Linked DNA regions of Homo sapiens: regions 1 and 2 are each linked to region 3. The links are chromatin loops, found by intact Hi-C in ENCODE. Cell type or tissue: endothelial cell of umbilical vein. All regions are shown on one strand.

Region 1 (5,000 bases), 1.7 Mb after region 3:
CCAGGGCCCCCAAGCCTGGAGCATCAAATGAGCATTGGCGTTTCTGGGGAAAAGCAGGTGGATAAAGGAGGAGCTGACATCTGCTGTCACTTTAGACGTTCAGACATTTCCAAGGGAGATTTAAAGAGATTTCTTGAGGAGAGAATGCCCCCTGGGGAACACAGGCCGGGAGGGACATTTCTCTTGGACGGGGAGGGCACTGAAACCCGGGCCCTGGCGCTGACCAAGGTTGAATCTGCACTCTCCAGGTCTCTTTCTCTCCCCTCCTCTGCCTCCACCCCTGCCAGCACAAGCTCCCCGAGGCTTCCAGGCAGAGAAAAGCTGGAGGGATTGGAGGGAAGCAAAGAAGCTGCTTGTTTATTTCTTGACTAGGGTGGCCTCACACACCTGGAGGCAGGTGGATGAGTTCAGTGGCCCCGGAGGGGAGCGCACCAGACCTGCCAGGGGGCGAACTGTCTGCCCCTGCTTCTGCAGAGCAGGCAGAGGGAGGGGGGACGCCCAGTGGATGGGACCTGGGCATGGGCTGGAGGGAGCTGGTGATATGAAAGCATTCAAATGAGATCAGGTTTTTATCGCGACAAATCCCAGCCTTGGACAACTGCTGGCCAGCGCAGCAGTCCTTTGGGAAAGAAATTGGCACACACCTCAACCGATTTGGCTCAAATCAGGTATCTGCAGGAAGGGGAGAGAAATCTTACTAACCCTCACCCCATTTCCCTTTATCCTGGTTTTCATTTTCTTTTAAGAAGCAGATGCATTTGATGATGGCTTTTAGAATCATGAAAACCCCTCAGGGAATTCCTAGCTCCTGGGAAGCACAAGGAAAAGGTTTTGTGTGTGTGTGTGTGTGTGTGTGTGTGTGTGTGTGTGTGTTTTGTGTGTCTGTGCATGTTGGGTTTTTTGTTTTTTTTTTGTTTTTTTTTTTTGAGCTGGAGTCTCGCTCTGTCGCCCAGGCTGGAGTGCAGTGGCGCAATCTCGGCTCACTGCAACCTCCACCTCCCAGGTTCAAGCAATTCTCCTGCCTCAGCCTCCCAAGTAGGGAGGCTAAATAATAAATACTAAAAATTTTTGTATTTTTAGTACAGACGGGGTTTCACCATATTGGCCAGGCTGGTCTTGAACTCCTGACCTTGTGATCCACCCTCCTCAGCCTCCCAAAGTGCTAGGTTTCTAGGTGTGAGCCACCGCACCTGACCAGAAAAGGTTTTATATTATCATCACGTTTTAGTCCAGCAATAAAACAAAGCACCATCCGGTTCCTAAAACATCAATCTCCTCATCTCTTTGGGTCCTAGACCTGTTGGAGCTGAAGGATTTTTAGGAAGGAGGGCAGCGCTCAGCCCATTCTTAAAGCCATGGAGGGTCCCCCACGCCCACCTCACGCTGCCCCGAGCCCTTTTGCCTTCTCAAACTCAACAGAAGTCACTGGAGTGTCTACAGTACCTTTTCTCCCTTGGCTGAGAGCTACTCATAGAAATGCAAATCTGCTTTAATTAAGGTGGCTAATAAACAGCAATTATGTTTGCAGCAATTTTTGTTTTGTTCCTGCATAATTCTGTGTGTTCTCCAGATGCGTTGCTCCCGGCTGTCTTTCCTCTGGTATCTGCCATCTAAGTCCCAACTGTGACCCCAGGGATTGGAAAGGGAGCATGACAGTTTCCGTCCCTACTCCCATCCTTCAACCACCCAGCCCAGCCAGGAAGCCAGCAGAGCCCAGGCTAAGCTAGCTGCTCCTTCTTTTGTCTTTCACGGCCAGGCAGGCGTCACAGGGGAAAGACTTGGGTTAGGTAACAGGCGGAACTGGACAGGAGGCGCTGGGGAACAGGCTCCCCTCCACCAGGTGAACTCTCTTGGCTGTGCAATGTGGTGAATGAGACAGGCGCTCTCAGAACCTGACACCCATAAACATGTGCCACACTCTGTGATATGATAATATTGGGGTCAGTTTGGGAGCCATGGCCTCACTTGGGCAGTCTGGGTATGGACGTGGAGGCAGACAAGATGATGAACTGCAGGACCTCCTGAGACACAGGTGGGAGGAGGGCTGTGAACACGGCCAGCGCATGCATTCCCCCTGTCCGGGGTGATTCCCGCCCTAAGGAGAGGGACAGCAACCATTTCTTCCCGTTGGCCCGTCTGGCCGAGCAGCTCCCATTTGTTAGGCAAGGGCGCCCTCTACTGGATATCTGAGGAATGGCTCGCAGGGGTGCCGCTGGCTGAGGCGGGGGAGTCTTCCTTCATCTAGACACCTCCCCACCCCCTCTGCAGGCTTACCACCTCCTCCCTAAAGCTTTCCCCGTCCGCCAGATAGAATTATTCTCTCTCCTCTGAAGTCGGTTAGCACTTTATCTGCACCGCTCCTGTGGTACTAACACTCACCACCTTTTATTACAGTTATTTGTATCTTCTGGGGGTTCTGACTTAGAAGCATTCGCTCATGATCCCTTGAGAGGTTTATGACTGAATGCCTAATTTATCTCTGAGTCCTCTACCTTGCACTTTACCTTGCACATACAGGCCTTCGGCAAATGTTTGCTGAATGCTTGGATTAATGAATACACTTCTGAACCCACCCAAGAGGGCGCCAGCAGGGACGTGCCCTTCCCGGGTGCCTAATGGGACGCTGTTTCTCAACAGGACCCCCCATCATCTCCAGCACCCAGACCCAGCACGCCCTCCACGGCGAGAAGGGCCAGATCAAGTGCTTCATCCGGAGCACGCCGCCGCCGGACCGCATCGTGAGTGCTCCAGGGACGGCGGGCGGGGGCCGGGCCAGCAGCCCAACAGTCACTTTTGCCAATACCTGGGTGGCCAGCCAGGCGGTGCACACCTCCGAGGTTCCTCTTTCTTGCTGAGGAAAATTATACCTGCCTTGGCTGTCTTGGAAAAGCATCGTGAAGACACAATTGCAGGCCTTTCTCAGAACAGGCAGTGCTCTCCCAGGGTTCAGCTGCCATTCTGCTGAGCTCTGACATGAACGGCTCTGACCAAATTCCGCATCCTAAGGGCAGAGGGGCACACGAGGGTAGTGGAGAGAAAAGACAAGTGACTTCTTCTCTTCCTGGGCTCCAGGCCAGTCTTTAGCAAAATCTTAGAGCGCAGGTAATAGTTGGCAACCCCTTTCTGTGCCTCCTGGAGCCCTCCTTGCCAGGTCTCTGTGGCCTTTACTGTCCATGGTAGCCTGCCCTGTTGCCTATCAATCGTCCCCTCTAAAGTGACCATTCCATTCTCTCTCCCTTCCTCAAAGAACTTATCCCTGCAATGCAGCTAAGGCAACTGAGGAGTCCACCCTCAGCGCCTCCTACCAGCTATCTGCTTGGTTTTTTTGTTTGTGTGTTTTTTGGGTTTGTTTGTTTGTGTTTGTTTTTTGAGATGGAGTCTCGCTCTATCACCCAGGCTGGAGTGCAGTGACACAATCTCGGCTCACTGCAACCTCCACCTCCCAGTTCAAGCAATTCTCATGCCTCAGCGCCTCTTGAGTAGCTGGGATTACAGGCATCTGCCACCACACCTCGCTAATTTTTGTATTTTCAGTAGAGATGGGGTCTCACCATGTTGGTCAGGCTGGTCTCAAACTCCTGGGCTCAATCGATCCTCCTACCCCAGCCTCCCAAAGTGCTGGGATTACAGGCGTGAGCCACCATGCCCAGCCAGTATCTGCATTTTTTTAAAGGGAGGGTCTTACTGAGCAGGAGCCTCATGTCTGTAATCCCAGCACTTTGGAAGGCTGAGGTGGGAAGATCGACTGAGCCCAGGAGTTTGAGACCAGCCTGGGCAACATAGTGAGACCCTGTCTCTACAACAACAACAAAAAAATTAAGGTGAGGGCAGAGTCTTTTTTTCCCTCTTTCTTTTTTGAGACAGAGTCTCTCTCTATCACCCAGGCTGGGTGCAATGGTGCAATCTTGGCTCACTGCAACCTCCACTTCCTGGGTTCAAGCAATTCTCCTGCCTCAACCTTCCAAGTAACTGGGATTACAGGCACCTGCCACCACACCCAGCTAATTTTTTTGTATTTTTAGTAGATAAGGTTTCACCATGTTGGCCAAGCTGGTCTCAAACTCCTGACCTCAGGTGATCCAGGGGCAGAGTCTTGTACTCAAATCCATCTAAAACTGGAGGGATCTCAGGCATGAAAACAAAGAAAAGTGAGCATTTTATAGCACTACTCGGGGAAAACTTATTTGTAGTAATTCCCAGTGTATGGCAAAATCCTGCTAGAAGACTGTCCAGGGGTGGAGTGGGCAGGGCAGTTGTGCAGGGAGGGTGGGGCTGGCCCAGATGTGAAGCAGCTGAGGTCACCCCTAACCCGTGCATGCGGGGGCTGAGACACCCAGGCTGCACCAACTGAAACTGTCATCCTGTTAACTAAGATATTATTAGAGTATTATTGCTGCTACACGCTTTCTCAAGCATTCAGTTCATTCACTGTCTGAAAGATTCACAAAAAAATTGCAAGAACTCATGAATAAAACTAATACCTACGCCTCCCCATTCACTTTGCTTTTTGATGTTTTTAATTATAAATGTAACACATGCTCATTGTCAAATATTCCATTCACTCTTGGACATTTTCACACCTTCTCTCCAGAAATATCTGATTCTAGGCCAGCGGTTCTCACTGGCCCCAGGGGACATTTGGCAGTGCCTGGAGACATTTTGGTTGTCATCACTTGGAGGATACTCCTGGCACCGGGTGTGTAGAGGCCAGGGTGCTGCTGACATCCTGCAATGCCTGGGAGAGCCCCACGGCCAGGAATGGGTCAGTCCAGCGTGACAATAGCAGCAAGCTTGAGAAACTCAGTCCCTCTCATCAGCCCCGAACCAGGATATACGAGGCGCTTACACGATGAGGTGCAGACAGTGTATGTGGCCGGCTCTGAAAACTGTTAACCAGCAGCCCTGTAAACTAAGGCAGACGAAGGTGATCGCAAACACAGCTCTGTAGACACATTTCTCACACAGACATACAACATCACACAGGTAGACGCGTTCATGGG
Region 2 (5,000 bases), 700 kb before region 3:
CCAGCGCACAGCAGGCAAATCCCTTCCCACGCGGATGACCACGGCCACTGGGACCTGAAGCTGGGAATAGGCAGCCACCGGAGAAGCGCGGCCGAGAGCTGGGGGCTGAAACTGCTTTCTCATCTATGAAGGGGCTGGTTTTCTCATCCTCACTGAAGGCCAGAGGAAATTAGACTTCAACCTCACCCGTTAGGATGTGGGTTGGAGATCAGGAAGAAGCTTGGGTTTTAGGGGTGTGGAGAGGCAGGAGTCCATTTCAGCGGGAAATGGACACAAACTTCTACAGACACGGAGCCTGCATCTATCTTTCTGGGAGGGGTTCCGGTGGCCGCTTACCGACAGGCAGGGCACGGGGCTGGTGTTTTTGGAAATCTTATCACAAGGCCCTCACTCCTGGGCTTGCACCAGGGAGGCGAGCCCCAGTTATCCCGCTCTGCAGTGGCTCCCAGGAGCAGGGGTATGTTTCTGACGACAGTCACCTCTGGCTATTGCTCTGATTCTGCCTTTCTTCAGGTTGCCTGGGTCTATCCCATAAATGAGCCTGTGATCACTGGGTACAAGCTCCCTTGCAGCTTCCTTTCTGTCTGAGGTCCCAGGGATACCCGCTAGCCCTGCTGCTCACATCTTGCCTCCTCACTCGGCATGTTTCTCTTTCTGTTCTAAATGTCCCAGCTCATGCCCCTCCATGGTACCATCCCCATTGACCCCAGCCCCACTAGGGCCCCCAATCCTGGGTCTCAGCTGCCAGTGAATGCTGCAGCCCTGCTTCAGTTGCTCAGTCAGCACCCCACGCAGAAAAGCGCCTCGGGCGGAAGCTGGCGGCACCAGAGTTTCTGTCTTTGCCTGCGTAGCCATGTGGGTTAGGGAGCCCCAGGGACGCCAACAGCCAGACCACAGGCGGGCTAATTTCCAAATGCTGACACAGTGAATGCCACCCATATTTCACCAGTGACTGGAGAGCAGATGCTGGGCATTCGTGGGCCCTGCTTGTGCCTGGGGATGGAGAGAAGGCAGGACACTTGAGGCAGATGCCAGTGCTGCCTCTGAGCTGTTGATGCTCCCTGCCCTGGAGTTCACAAAAATAATCCTCTACATGGTGCATAGAGTGTTTTTGTGTTTTTTGAAGTATTACAGGCAGGCCCCGGCGACATGATCTTCGTCTCCCAGATAGGGAAATTCTGAAAATCAGGAAAGGGGCTGGGCGTGCCCCTGTCACATAGCTGGTAATTGGAGCTGGGTCTCTGGCCTTCAGGGCACTTTCCTCTGTGGTCACACCTGGGTTTCAGAGCCACCTGGCCTCCACTTTTCTGAGCAGCTTCCTTCAGCATTTTCTTGTTTCCTCTGTGCTTGCATCCCGCCTGCCCCTTGGGGTCACCCTGTTTCCAGGCTATTGCGTCTCCAGGCCCCTTGGTCCAGCTGATGTGGGTTACAAGGCCCACCCGTGAGGTGGCAGTGGGCTAATTTTCAATAATCCAGTTGGTGACTGTTCTTCAGAGAGAATCTTCTGGAATCTCTGACTTAGTGACGGCACAGAGACTTCCTGAGTTCCTTAAGTCACGTCTTCCTTCCCTTAAGTCACTTCTTAAAAAAATCAATTCATTTCTACAAGAACTCATGTATGCATTTCACACAGTGAAACCTGTGCAGTGTCACGCACTTATATCAGACGGTCATTGCCTCTCTTTTACATTGTCAGTATGGAATTCTTCACGGGAAACCTGCCACAGTGTCCTGCCGGCCTGTCTAGTCAACAGTTCTTCATGTCTCACTGAAGTCCCTCTTGCCATAAATCCAAGTCATGTTTCTATAGTGTCGCTCATCCATCCGGATTCTCCCAAGCACTGCATCATTTAATCTGAACGATGGCCCTGGGAAGTAGATAGCATCATTGTCATCTGACAGATGAGAAATCCGAGGCCTGGCTCCTGCCCGGTCTGGGGCCAGACAGGTGTCCTTCCGGGCGCCCTTCTGAAATCAATGCCGACCTCTCTTGCGCAGTGCCCTCGGCAGGCGCCAGGGGGCGCTGCTGCTGCTGGTAAGCGGGAGGCCCGGCGGAGGCGAGTGTGGGCCTTGCCGCGCCTCCTCTCCCGCCTGCGCTTTGCTGCCCGCCGTCTGCAGCACCAGTGCCTACTTACGGGTACTTTTCAAGGTCACTTCTAGTTACTGTTTCTTTCTAAGTCCTTATCACAATCTATAATTACTCTGTTTATTTGGCTCCTTTTAATTTCCTGCCCAGCTCCCCCACTTCCCTGGGTCTTGAGAAGGCCGTACCCCAGTGCCCAGCACAGGCGGCTCCCACTACAGATGCCCTGAGAGACGCAGACGGGAGGGCTAGCCAGGAGAGGGCACGCAGGGAAGGGAGGTGAGGAGGGAGGGCCAGCCTTTCCCCCAGACCTTCCTTCCTTTTCCCTCCTGCCTTAGACATAGGAATTCACTCATCTTCTGGGCCAGATCTTTAGGGAACTTGGCGTGGAGACATCAGGTTAAGATCTGGGTTCTGTCCGGGAGCGGTGGCTCGGGGCTGTAATCCCAGCACTTTGGGAGGCTGAGGCAGGAGAATTGCTGGAGGCCAGGAGTTCAAGGCCAGCCTGGGTAACCTAGTGAGACCTCATCTCTACAATCAATACACTAGCCCGGAGTGGGGCACTTGCCTGTGGTCCCAGCTACTTGGGAGGCTGAGGCGGGAGGATCCCATGAGATGGGAGGTAGAGGCTGCAGTGAGCTATGATTGTGCCACTGCACTCCAGCCTGGGCAACAGAGCAAGACCCTGTCTCAAAAAGAGCTGCGTTCCTACCCCAGTTCTGCCTCATATGAGTTTTTAAAATTCTCTAAACCTCAGTTCCCTTCCTTGTCAAACAGAGAAAATTAGACCTACTTCATGGGGTCGCTGTGAGATTGAATGAAATAATTTCTGCCAAGCCCCTACCACAGTTGCTGGTATGTGACAGAGATTCAACAAGTGTCTGTTCCTTTTCCCCTGTGGGAATTCCATGCCTAGAAGGGACTAACCATTTAACCCCAATCCTGTAGAGTGAAATCAACCCCTTATGTGCCTTCAATCACATAAGAGGGGTGACCTGCCTGGTGGCATGGGGGTCTGGTAGCAAATACACTACCACCTTTCAGGTCTGTGCCAAAGTCACATGGGAAAGGATGAGTTTTAATGAGTTTCTTCCAATAATTAAACCCAAGGTAGACATATAGCTACCAACTGAGTCCTATAGTAGACTAAATTCTAACCTTCTAGCTCTGTGAACTTGGATCAATCACTTAGCCTCTCTGGTGTTTGATCTCCTCCTTTAGACACTGGGAATAGTAATGCTGTCTATGTCACAGAGTGACATAGACGCTCCGTAAACTACTGAGTTTACCCCTGGAGACCGCCTGGAACACAGTGAGATCTGTTAATGTCAGTGATTTCTGGTCCATGGATGAGAAGGAAAATTACCCCAACTGAACTAGTTTCAAGAAAACTTTATGGAACATTTATTATTGGCCAGTCTCTTTTATACATCTTGTCTTCCCTCACCTTCAAATAACTCTGAAAAGTATGTGCCCTTCCCATTTTTCATTCATTCCTCCATTCACTCCTTCAACAAACCCTAGCTGTTGCCACGGAGACACGTGCCATTTGAACAGTTGTTAATCGTCAATCAAATATGGTGGTGCAGAGTTGACATTTAACTGTTCTTGCCTGTTTTTCATGGTAGGGCTCACTGCTGTGTTGCGAACCTCCTTAAGGAGTGGATGTTTTTCTCTGGGCACTTCTGCTTGGTCTGTAGCATGCATTTCCTTGTCTCTTCATTCTTAGCTGCTCTTACTTGCCAGTGTTCTTTGCCTCCGCATCCCTTCTCATCCCTCCCCATCCCTCGCCATCCCTCGCCATCCCTCCCCAACCCTCGCCTTCCCTCACCATCCCTCCCCATCCTGCCCCATCCCTCCCCATCTCTCGCCATCGTGGAGCTTCTCGCATTCCCTTTGCCCACTCTATTTTATCTACATTTTCTTCAGTTTCTCCAAGCTCTTGCACAGGGTTTAGCTGCTCTTGCACTTTTTAAAACTTTTAAACCCTTTATTAAGCCAATAAATGCTAAAATTAGGTAGTTTTTAAAAATGTAAATAAATACCCAGAAACACATTTTTATGTATGTTTTCAGGCACAATATTGAGTTCAAAATACATGAGATCTATGTGCTATTACTCACTGTAGAAAATCTAAGCTTAACTTAAAAAGACAAGATGGGGACAATGCTCCCAGGTGCATCCTGAGCCATTGCACAGGCACTCGTCCTTGCCACCTGTCAGCATTGGCACTTATGAATCCACCATGTGCAGTGTCCACACCATCCCTGGATGTTTGCTTGGTCATTAGTTCAGTGAGCAAGTGAAAAACTAGCTCAGCTACAACTTAGAGAAAAAAATAGCTTCTCTCTCCCCTGGCCTTCTCTATTTGGAGAGAGCCCTGAGGCCCAGTGAGCAGTGTTGGGTATAACATAGGGATGCAGCTGACAGGTCCCTGCACTTGTGGCACTCCCAGCCCAGGGGAGGGCACTGACCTTGGTCAAGAAAGATTTTTAGAGTCTCTACTGTGGGTCCACATGCTGGGTATTCAGAGGAAGGCAAGACGGGCTGCTGTCCTGGAGGGTGTGTTCTGTAGAGGGGAGATCGACAATAAGTGAATGCATCACCAGCAGGGAAATAAACAACCAACCTGACAGCCACTCTTGATAAGAGATGGAAAGAAGCCAAGACAGGATGGAGTTCCCACTGGAGCAGTGGGTGCTACCTTAGATTGGATGCTAAAAGGCTCTCGAAGAAGGTGGTGATGGAGCTAGGTCCCTAGCGACATGGAGCAGCCAGACATGGGAAGGCCTAGAGCGGAGCAGCCCTGAAGGAGGAAGCAGCAGGTGCCGAAGCCCAGGGCAGGAGCTGCGCCGCACATTGCAGAGCAGAGGGGGTGGGAACATAGTGAGCTAGGTGACAGAGGGGATGACTTTGG
Region 3 (5,000 bases):
ACTGCTATCTTTAATTGGATGTATCACTTAAGAATATTTGGTTCTCAACAAGGAACATTAATGATCCTAGTACAAAATCAGGATGCTGAATTATATGAGTTCTGTCATCCTATGCTGTTCTAACCTATAAGTCTATGTCTCTATTCAAGGCAGATTTTGGTTTTAGTTAAAGGGGAATACAAAGACAAGTAATAAATCATTTCTGTCCTTACAGATGAGTGGTAAGACATCTACACAAATAGCTATAAAAATCCACCAACTCTTGATGCCAACTGTAAGAGAAGCTAAAAAACAGAATGTGCCTGCTACATTCTGGCATCACTAAGTAATTCTGAGTCTTCATACTTATGTCTGATTGTAGCATCTATAATAGCAGAAATTACAAATGAAAAATACAATTGAAACAAGTGCTTCGTATTTCTATGCAGCTGGCAAAATCTGCCCCTCTTGGATCCAAAGCTGGCTTTGCAGGGAGAATTAAATATCTGATTGTTGGTAATAAGAGACCTGACTGAATTGGATCTTATGGTCCATAATAACTTAAAGACAACAGTCAAGGTAAAGACTTAAATGGGTAATAATGTGCTTAGTGACAGTTGTTGGAGCTAAGATGGCCTTTGTTTTCCAGTACAACTTCTCCACTCACTGTCTCCTCAATATGTTTTCAATCTCCCTACACTGGTATCATTGCTCATGTAGTTCCTTCCATAAGAGGTATGTCCCCTGATCCATAAATCCATAAGAATCAGCTGCAGCTTCATTTCTTTTTTTTATGGAGTTTTGCTCCTGTCACCCAGGCTGGAGTGCAGTGGCGCGATCTCGGCTCACTGCAATCTCTGCCTCCCAGGTTCAAGTGATTCTCCTGCCTCAGCCTCCTGAGTAGCTGGGATTACAGGTGCCTACCACCAGGCCTGGCTAATTTTTGTGTATTTTTAGTAGAGACAGGGTTTCACCATGTTGGCCAGGCTGGTCTTGAACTCTTGACCTCAGGTGATCCACGTGCCTCAGCCTCCCAAAGTGCTGGAATTACAGGGGTAAGCCACCGCACCCGGCTGCAGCTTCATCTCTTGAAGAAAGCTTTTGGCTACTTTGCCATGCAGTGATTTTTCCATCTTCTGAGTTAAATGTATTTTATGTTTTCTCATTTCATTTGAAAATCATGTGGTGCCTTCTTCCATCTTACGTGAGGATGATGCTAGCTACTCTAACAAATTCCAAAATTTGAGTGACTTAACCCAACAGAAACTTATTTCTTGTTCGTGACATAGTCCATTGCAGATTTCCAGCCATTAGGTGTTTTTCCTCCACGTGATGGTTCAGGAACCCAGGCTTCTTCCGTCATGCTCTCTATAAATAGTCCCAAGGCCTTGGAGTCTTCTGTATGCATCCAAAAGACCAGAGAAGCCATCCTATCTTAGCCTCAAAATGACAAACATTTTTCTCATTTTGCATTGGAACAGAACTAGTCACATGGCCTCACTTGCAAGGGTGATGGGAAATGGAGCCCCTGGCTAAAGGGCTCCTTCCAAGGGCAATCCTTAATTACGGAGGTGGAAGCTTGAATTTTGGTTGATGGTTAGCTTTGTCACACATTTTATATTCTTAATTCTCTCTCTGAAACATTTCTAATTTCAGTCCTTAAAATTCTTGATGGAGACGGAGAGCTGTTATGCAATCCGTCTTAATTATGCAATAATTTTATGCAATAATTTTAATCTCCCACAGCATATACTACTACCTTGAGCATATTTTGTTCTCATTAAGTGTCTTAATTGGTTTGTACTGAGTTAGAACAGTATACCAGAATTACTGCGATGCCAACTTCCCCCAAAGTGCCTGCATATTACTCTCTTCTCTGGTTTGTTTACTCCTAGGTAGGAATAAATAAGTGGAATGAGAGAGTTCCCTTTACAAATGTAATGTTGTACTTTACTCAGTGATACTTAGTCCACAGACATTGTGGGATAACCACAATGAACCAAACATCATGCCAAATGCTTTGGTAAAAGAAACAAAAATCTTATGGTCCCTGACCTTAAGGAGTTTGGCAAGACTGATGAGAAAAATCTGTAATGAACTTGCAGGCTGATAGACCCATATGTACAGAATGGAATGGACTTTATAATTTGAGCACAGAGGGGAGGTCTGTCTCCTTATAGTTTGATCCATTGAGATGAGCTCTACATAGAAGCCCTGAGATCATTCTTCATCCTGATAAAATCAACAGTACTACTATTAATAATAAAAAACAACCTGGTATGCACAATATGTTCTATCAAACATTCTCAAGTGTATCACATATTCTCTCATGTGTATCATGTCGTTTGCTCCCCATTACAACAATCCTTTGCAGTAGATGTTGTTTTCATTTTGGTTTGGGAAATTTAAAAAACTGAGGCTCAGGGAAAAGCGAACTTCCTAATATTATAAAATTAATAAATAGTGGCACTTGGAGTTGTCCCACTGACTGTTGCATGTTTTGTATTTATGTATCACACACTTTTTCTTCCCTTAAGCTTTTGGCGAGAAAAGTCAAAACGACAGAGCCAATGATTGAAAACATCTCTGTGCCCTCAGAGGTCTAATGAATGGGTGGGTTGGCATTTACAAAGCCACATGTACCAGTTTAGACCACTAGGGGGCCGTTATCAAATTGCTTTTTCCAGTGAGAGTGCTAACTAGTACCTCAACTATGTGATTCTCCGGAGACCCCAAAATATCAAGGATTGAGTTAGGGTCCAAAATTACCAGCTTTTCTTGAATATAGCAAGAGTTCAGATAGAGAGAGCCCTTCACTGAGAGTACAGAGTTCACAAACAGAAGCTTGGAGTCCATATTGGCTCCAGACCATCTTGCCAATAACAGAGAACTCTGTTGAAATTGAGCGCTGTTACAGCTCCACCTGCTGGAATTTTCCTAAACCAACAATTGGAATTTCCACAGAAATTTACTAAGTGTGACAATCCAAGACAGAATTTAAAATCTTAGTGTCAATCCATCTCTCTCTTCAAAAGATTTGCAGTAACACATGTGTGAAATAAGATAATGTCCCATGGAAAAAAGAATAGTCACAAAAAGTTATCTTACTTTCCATATGTGTAAGTATAGCTTTTCATGTGGTAAGAGATAACTTGACCTTAAATGTGCAATTTTAGATGAAAATATGATAAGAATAGTCTCTATTTTACTACCTAAAGCAAAAGTGGAATCAGTGATGATATAGAAATGCAATAACCTCAGAGTCCATAAAGCTGAGTATATTTATACAATACATTGATCTGCAGAGTATTTTTATCTTCATCTCTCTTCTATGGGCTCAAAATAAAGGTCAAATTTAGTCTTCAGTGAGATTTCCAGGGAGAGCTCTCCCTTAAAGATCTGCAGTCAAAACTTGCTTTCATGTTCTTTTTCCCTCCTCATTCTTTTCTTTTCCAGATCTTTTCACCCCCTTCGTTTCCACCCCTATCCTCCCATAAACCTGGGGCAAACTGTAGTCCATGAGCAGCAATACCAGCAACGACATCTTGGATTCGTTAAGAGCTTTGCAGATGAGCTCAAACTCATATTTCATCTCATTCCTGAAGTCATCAGATTCAAGCTTGTCACATTTTCTGAACACAAAGCTCCAGGCATGTTTTATTCATTATCTGTTCTCGTCTTTGAGACAAACACCTGCAACCCATTTCAGGGTCGAGAGACATTCATGAAGTTTCAACCCACCATGCTTAGGTTTTCATATTTCTACTTGGGCCAGGAATGTCAGAGTGTCATGGTTCCTACAGCCACTTAGTAGCCTCTCTAAGTCCTAGGGCCAGTTGCTCATGAAGGTGTCCTTGCTGTTGGCATTTGAGGGCAAAGTTGAAACTGACATAGGGACAATCTTTTATCAGCTTTTTACATTGTACGACTTAAGCTCTAAGCCATTTTCTTAAAATGCTTGAGGACGTTGGCATAGAACCCAAGGTAAGTAATGTTGAACTGAGTGTGCTGCCCTGGTGACTGTTACAGTGTTCTACATACACAACTTCATGCCTCATTGATAATGGGGATTAGTGATTGTAACACTGTGACTCACAAGATGAAAGCCCGAAGTCTAGTTTGGTCACTGGCTTCTAGGTAACCTTGGACAGTGGTTCTACTTCCCTGCCATGGTATATCTACTGTTGAAGAAGGATACTTGTAAACTAATCAATCATCTGCCAAAAAAAAAAAAAAACCTTTCCTTATCTAGTGCTCAAAAGAGAGCACATGGAATAGATTGTGTGTTCCCTCTAGAATTTGTAAAGTAAGAAATGAGCAAATACATTCCAAAAATACGCAATAGAATAAGTCAGTGGTAAAAGAGAAATACATCTCAGATCTTCTGATTCCTAATCCACTGACGGAGGAGAAAACACTGTTCTTGTGATGGCGTCTTCCTTGACGATAAATAATTTAACACTTTTAAAGTAATTTGAAATGTTAGAAGAAAAACAGAATTGGTTTAAAGTTTAGAGATTAAAATGAACATACACTAACAAACTGCATCTCAGCTTTCCATATATGCTTATCTTTTTGTACTCTGACAAAGCTATTAACTCACAAATTAATTAACCAACTAAACAAAGTCAATATAAAAATAAAGGGACAACGGTCCCAGAAGGTTAAAATGCAAGGTACTTGCACAGCAAAATTGCCAGCAAATACCACTCCTTTTTCTTGAATTCACAGAAAAACAAATCTGAAACTAAGTTAGAAAGCAATTGGTCAGTCAGCCAATAACCAGGATACCAGGCCTGGGACCTCCTATAGAGTCATGCCATTTCAGAAAGGGGTAGGATCTATGACAAGCAACAAACAAGAAGGAGAAGTGAGCCAGCAGACCATAAAGGGTGATTTCACTCCATCTCAGTTTATATTCTGATGATTACGTTCTGGGCAACATCAATTTCTTCCTACTCACCTGCTGGAGGAGATAAACATCATGGCCTGACACATACTCTACCTTTTCAACCATGACT

What was found. Hi-C counts contacts between places; a loop is a spot of excess contacts. Peaks named below come from ENCODE experiments on the same cell type or tissue, not always from the same donor. Only the 100,000 strongest peaks of a DNase experiment are listed, where the experiment ranks them.
Region 1: a loop joins it to region 3, with 28 times the contacts of the local background. A loop is called at or near these places in 11 of 110 quality-filtered maps.
Region 2: a loop joins it to region 3, with 6 times the contacts of the local background. A loop is called at or near these places in 18 of 110 quality-filtered maps.

Annotation. Positions count from the first base shown.
Region 1 is chr11:126,438,187-126,443,186 of GRCh38, reverse strand. KIRREL3 (kirre like nephrin family adhesion molecule 3) reads left to right here. Exons shown (of 17, transcript NM_032531.4): 11 at 2,638-2,738. Among named protein-coding and RNA genes, the nearest start is that of ST3GAL4, 85 kb to the right of the region's middle. RefSeq lists an enhancer at 1-638. In endothelial cell of umbilical vein, a CTCF peak has its summit at 2,181 (motif pointing left); a DNase peak (open chromatin) is centred at 2,176.
Region 2 is chr11:128,857,048-128,862,047 of GRCh38, reverse strand. The region is part of intron 1 of KCNJ1 (potassium inwardly rectifying channel subfamily J member 1); the gene reads left to right. LOC107984409 (a long non-coding RNA gene) reads right to left here and starts at 4,615. Exons shown (of 3, transcript XR_001748442.2): 1 at 4,558-4,615. RefSeq lists a silencer at 1,880-2,174 and an enhancer at 2,075-2,334. In endothelial cell of umbilical vein, a CTCF peak has its summit at 2,010 (motif pointing right); a DNase peak (open chromatin) is centred at 2,137.
Region 3 is chr11:128,155,729-128,160,728 of GRCh38, reverse strand. The region is part of intron 2 of LINC02725 (long intergenic non-protein coding RNA 2725); the gene reads right to left. Among named protein-coding and RNA genes, the nearest start is that of LINC02098, 51 kb to the left of the region's middle. In endothelial cell of umbilical vein, a CTCF peak has its summit at 2,650 (motif pointing right); a DNase peak (open chromatin) is centred at 2,768; H3K27ac peaks cover 422 bases.